2 separate regions of the Homo sapiens genome follow, and region 2 is linked to region 1. A link is an interaction called in ENCODE POLR2A ChIA-PET data of the cell type or tissue named here. Cell type or tissue: GM12878. All regions are shown on one strand. Each heading gives the region's core, and the rest is flanking DNA. Links, peaks and the distances in the headings are about the cores only.

What was found. ChIA-PET counts read pairs that join two places held together with the same protein. Peaks named below come from ENCODE experiments on the same cell type or tissue, not always from the same donor. Only the 100,000 strongest peaks of a DNase experiment are listed, where the experiment ranks them.
Region 2: POLR2A ChIA-PET joins it to region 1 with 5 read pairs; 3 of 35 experiments call an interaction of 5 or more read pairs at or near these places.

The regions. Positions count from the first base shown.
Region 1 is chr5:133,323,881-133,326,687 of GRCh38, forward strand. The region is part of intron 4 of FSTL4 (follistatin like 4); the gene reads right to left. Among named protein-coding and RNA genes, the nearest start is that of CTB-3M24.3, 63 kb to the right of the region's middle. In GM12878, for the core only: no CTCF peak of the experiment used is centred there; a DNase peak (open chromatin) is centred at 1,527.
Region 2 is chr5:133,013,448-133,016,254 of GRCh38, forward strand. The region is part of intron 2 of ZCCHC10 (zinc finger CCHC-type containing 10); the gene reads right to left. Among named protein-coding and RNA genes, the nearest start is that of ZCCHC10, 12 kb to the right of the region's middle. In GM12878, for the core only: no CTCF peak of the experiment used is centred there; no DNase peak of the experiment used is centred there.

The sequences.
Region 1 (2,807 bases), core at 28-2,527:
CCGGCTAAGTTGTTATGACACCTCATTAATCTAGTTCCCTCAATAATTGTCCCTCTTTGAAGATTCTAATGTTCTCTCATTCCCACTGCACTCCCTTCACACAGAGGAAGATGATTATAGCAGGAGAACAGGCACATCCACATTTAATTTTTGAGCAAAGGGAGATAGGTAGCAGGTAGCAGTCTCTGGAATTAAATGTCCATCAAAGAAACACTTTCTATTGCAAAACAAAGGGAAGCAAGGGAGACATTGTAAATATTCCATCAGCCACTTGTGCCCCTGCCAGACTGTGCTCAAAGGGACCATCTTCATTCTGTGGCAGGTGAAGCTCCTGTAAAAGGCGTGGGTGGGGCTGGGAGACTCCGAAGAGTCAAGGGGAGGGAGGCGTTGTGTAATGTGGGCAATGTGGAAAGTGCTACACAGGCTGTCGGGAGCTCAGATTCTGAGAGGGAGACAGGCCATGTGGTCAAGGCCCAAGCCTTGGATCCCAGGGGTGAGGCACCTGCATGGTGGTGGGGCGGGAAAGTGGGCTCTCTCTTGCTGCCCCGTCCTACTCTCTCACTGCAAGGTGTTTCTTCACCAACTCCTTCAGCCTCCCTCGCCTAACACACCAATCCTGCCTAACGGGCACCCTCGTGTGCTGCCCTGTTCTCTCTTGCCAGCCTTCTCCAGCCTTCAATTTCTGTGACTTTTTCATCCACTGTGGATCATCAGGCTCCCTGTTAGACTGTGAGCTCCTCCAGTGCAGTGGGGCCTTGCTTACAGGTGTACCCCCAGCACCTGGCCCAGCATCCACACATAGAAGGGGCTCATTCAGTGTCTGTTACCGGTATGACTGTGGAAGACAGGTGGCAGGTGGGCTTGGAGAGTGGCTACGGCCCTGCCCTGAAGAGGAGACAATCCCAGCCACCCTGCACCATGGTGACGGGTCTGGATCTCTGAAGGGGGCTAGTGCCTGTGTCACCCATCATGTCAGTTCCTTGGGGGGCATGCTGACCATGTGGTACATGTGGCCATGCTCACTGAAGCCCAGACCTCCATACCTCACCCAGTGGGGACAACCCAAAACCTGCAATGCTGTTCCCATGGAGTGAACTCCAGCATGGCCAGGCTAGGGGTGGTGGCAAGGTGGTCTCTGGACACTAGGTTGCATAGAAGTGTGGTGGGCACAAGGCAGCTGCCTGGGAATTGCTTCTGGAGAGGAGGAGGAAAGCTTCTGCCCTCTTGTCTTGGCATTGCTGGTCAGGAGAGCCGTGGATCACCCTGTGAAGAGGCCAGCTGAGCGCCCTGTGCTTGAAACAGCCACCCAGGTAAGGAGGCCTGTGGATGAATTTGGCTATGGCATAGCTTCAGGAAAGACCCTGTTTTTTGCCCCGGCTCTGATCAGTAAATGAACAGAGCCGACCCTGTGGACCATCTGTGTTCTTGGGGACAGCTTTATACACAGGCAGAATGTGGGGTCAAGGTGGGTGGGGGGAATCCCCAGGCCACTATAAGACCACAGCCCCATGAGTCTCCGGGGTGCTGGAATCTCCCTTCTTGGGGTCACTCTACTCTCAGGAGTCCCCCTTTGAAGAATATCCAAAATGTACTGGAGAGGGGAACGCAGGACATGGCTCAACATCATGAAAGAGCTCAGCTGCCACTGCTGGAAGCAATCCCTTTGGGGAAGGGGGCGTGGACCTAGGGGCAAAGGCATGGGGAAGAAAGACTTGCCTGGGTGGGGGATGGTGGGTCTGCTCTGAATGCCAACAAATGGGGTGAGGATCTCTCTTCCCAAACCAGACACAGGCCATCCCTGCAGAAACCACATAGTAACCAGCCACTCTCTGGAGCTGCAGTCACTGGGCTCCAGCCCCTCTTCAACCTGGCAGGGTGGCTAGAGCTCAGATCCCCAAACCTCACCTGAGAACCCCCCCAGAGAGGCCCAGGGGAGAGACAGGACATGCCCCCATCCTCTTGGCTGCCTGTCCCCCAGACATTAGCAACACTGGTTCCCACACTTTCCCCATTAGCCTGGTAAGTCATGTCATGTGCTGCCCCAGCAAAGCTTCGATCTTCACCACCAAAGCAAAAACCTGGCTTAATTGTCTGGCACCCATGTTATATAGCTCAGTGCGGCTGCGTTACAGGGGCCTCAGTTGTGATGTGTCATTCTGAGGTCTATTTTGAAACTGCTAAGCTGCGCAAAGAACAAGCAGGATTTTACTCCCAGCTCTAATTTAGGAGCTGCCGTAACTTTGCTGGAGTTTAGCTTAAGAGGAACAGATGTTTAACTTGATGTAAATTCATGAACATTAACAATCTTTCTGCTGCCATTTCTGGGAAAATTCAATTAACAATAAATGCCAAAACCAATGGGCTTATCTTTAAGATATATTTTAGCTAACATGATGTCGTTTCACTGACAGTGTTGACTGAGCCACAAAACTCTGAAAATTCCAAGAGACTGTTACACACATATGATACAGTCTTCTCACAATCCCCAAACAAACATGGACAGGTGTACTGGAAGTCGTGCCACTTGGTAACCCACTGCCGCTGTCCCCTGGGGTCTGTGACTTCTAAGTGAGTGGGTCACTATCCCCTTCTCTCAGCACCCTGTGGCGGTGTTTATGCCTGTCATTGGCCTAAAACCACTGGCTACTCTAGCCTTGAAGGCCCTCCCAGTGGTCCCAGTCTGGCTCCACTGACTTCCCACTCCCTGCCAGAAAGCCCGCCCGCAGAGCTTGCTCCCAGGTGCCCCACTCCTGGCAGACCCTCTCTTCAAATCTGACTTTTCTGCCAAGGCCCAGTTCCACAGAGCT
Region 2 (2,807 bases), core at 187-2,686, 310 kb before region 1:
GCGTGGTGGCTCACACCTGTAATCCTGGCACTTTGGAAGGCTGAGGCGGGCAGATCACGAGGTCAGGAGTTCGAGACCAGCCTGGACAACATAGTGAAACCTCGTCTCTACTAAAAATACAAAAATTAGCTGGGCATGGTGGTGCGCGCCTGTAGTCCCACCTACTTGGGAGGCTGAGGCAGGAGAATCGCTTGAACCCAGGTGGCGGATGCTGTGGCCAGCCAAGATTGCGCCACTGCATTCCAGCCTGGGCAACAAAGCAAGACTCCATCTCAAACAATATATATATATGTAGGAAAAGAAACATCCATCCACTATTGATAAGAATACAAATTGGTACAACTATTTTGGGAAAAAAAAAAGCCTCAAAAACAACCATTTACTATAGTTGAAAAGATATGCTTACTCTATGGCCCAGCAATTCTACTTGTATGCAATAGAAATCTATGCACAAGTATACCAAAAAATATTTACAATATTGCTTTTCCTTTATGTATTATAGCTTTTAAAAATTTTCAGTCACAACCTTACAGAAAAGTTCTAACTCTGTTTCAAATAATTATTTTTCCTGAATCATTTGTAAGCTGCCCACTTGATTCCTCATCAACCCAGAATATTTTCCTGCATATTTTCTGTAAACTAGAACTTTCTCCTATATATCAATCAAAATCAAGAAATTAATGTTGATACATTCCTACTATTTACTCTTTTTTTTTTTTTTTTTTTTTTGAGACGGAGTTTTGCTCTTGTTGCCCAGGCTGGAGTGCAATGGCGCGATTTCAGCTCGCTACAACCTCCGCCTCCCAGGTTCAAGCAATTCTCCTGCCTCAGCCTCCCCAGTAGCTGGGATTACAGGCATGTGCCACCACGCCTGGCTAATTTTTTTTTGTATTTTTAGTAAAGGGGGGGTTTCCTCCATGTTGGTCAGGCTGGTCTTGAACTCCTGACCTCAGATGATCCGCCCACCCCAGCCTCCCAAAGTGCTGGGATTACAGGCGTGAGCCACCGCGCCCAGACCTATTTATTCTTTAGACCACACCTAAGTTGCATCAAATGTCTTAACGTCCCGTATAGCAAATTCAGTTCAGCACCACAGTTGCACTTGTCACATTTCTTTAGTCTCCTTCAGTAGGGAAGAGTTCCTCAGTCACGTCTTGCTTTTCATGATCTTGACACTTTTAGAAGATTGCAAGCCAGGTATCTTCACAGTGTGCTTCAATTTGAGTTGGAAAATTTGCTTCCAAGCCCACTCATGTGGCTATTTGCAGAAGGCTTTAGTTCCTTGCCATGTTGGCCTTTCCACAGTGCTTACAACACAGCTTCGCCCAGAGTGAATGACCAAGACCATCAGTTTTGCTGTATTCTACTGATCACACAGACCAACCATGGTATAATGCGTGATTACACAAGGGTGTACCAGGAGACAGAGATCATCATAGTCCATCTTAGAGGCTGGCTATCACATCTGATATCTCTGAGTATCTTTGGCAGGAATAAAACAGAAGTGATGCTGTGTACTTCTCATTGTATCCTATCAGGTTAACATAAGATTTCAATTTGTTTTATTACTGATGATGTTCACTTTGATCCCTTGATTAAGGAGTGCCTACCAGACTTCGCCACTGTGAGGTTTTTTTTTTTTTTTTTTTGAGACTAAGTCTTGCTCTGTCACCCAGGCTGGAGTGCAGTGGCGTGATCTCAGCTCACTGCAGCCTCTGCCTCCTGGGCTCAAGAGATTCTCCTGCCTCAGCCTACTGAGTAGCTGGGATTACAGGTGCGCACCACCACACTCAGCTAATTTTTGTATTTTTAGCAGATACAGGGTTTCACCATGTTGGCCAGGATGGTCTCGAACTCCTAACCTCAAGTGATCTGGCTGACTTGGCCTCCCAAAGTGCTGGGATTACAGGCAGAAGCCACCGCGTTTGGCCTGTAAAGTTACTTTTCATCCTTTTGTAATTGTGGCAGTTTTAAAATATGTTCACAAATTTTGTGGAATTGTAATTCCCCTCTCCTTGGGTGTGGCTTGGACTTCACAACTTGCTTCCAACTAACAGAATGAAGCAAGGTGAGGGAGTGTGACTTTGAAGACTAGGTCAAGTAGCTGCCATGTCATGAAGTTACTCAAGCAGCCTCCACAATGACCCATGTGGCAAGGAACCTTACCCTGCTGTCAATAGCCATGTAAGTGAACCATCTTGGAAGCAGATTCCCAGTTCTGGTCAAGCCTTCAGATAACTGCTGCCCCTGCCAACATCCTGATCACAACCACATGGGAGAGACTGAGTCAGAACCACTCGCCTAGGTCACTCCTCAATTCCTGACCCAGGGAAACTGTGAATTGATATTTATTGTTATAAGCCACTAAATTTTAGGAGTAATCTGTTACACAGCAATTGATAACTAATAATTATTTTGTGGGCTAATACTTGAAAATCCATAAATATCCTACTCCTCATTAAATATTTAGTTCCTTTATTCATGAGTGTGGATTAATGTTTTTCCATTTTATTCAATGGGTTATAATCCATCACCATCTTTTAGTCTGAGGCTCAAATTGTCACAGTTTTGGTCAGTGGGAGCTCCTTCAAGCTGGATTATGTGTTCTTTTGACATGGCTCCTTTATTATTTGGGTATTTCCTTGATTTCTGGTACAACAACAAAAAAATATAGGCTCAGTTTGTATTTTCCCTGCTCCAGCCTGAAACCAGCCATTTCTCCAAGGTGATCTGATAATGTTTGGAGCCAACATGGGGGCACACACGTGCTTGCTGTTACTGGGACATTGCGCTCCAGTTAGTGTCAG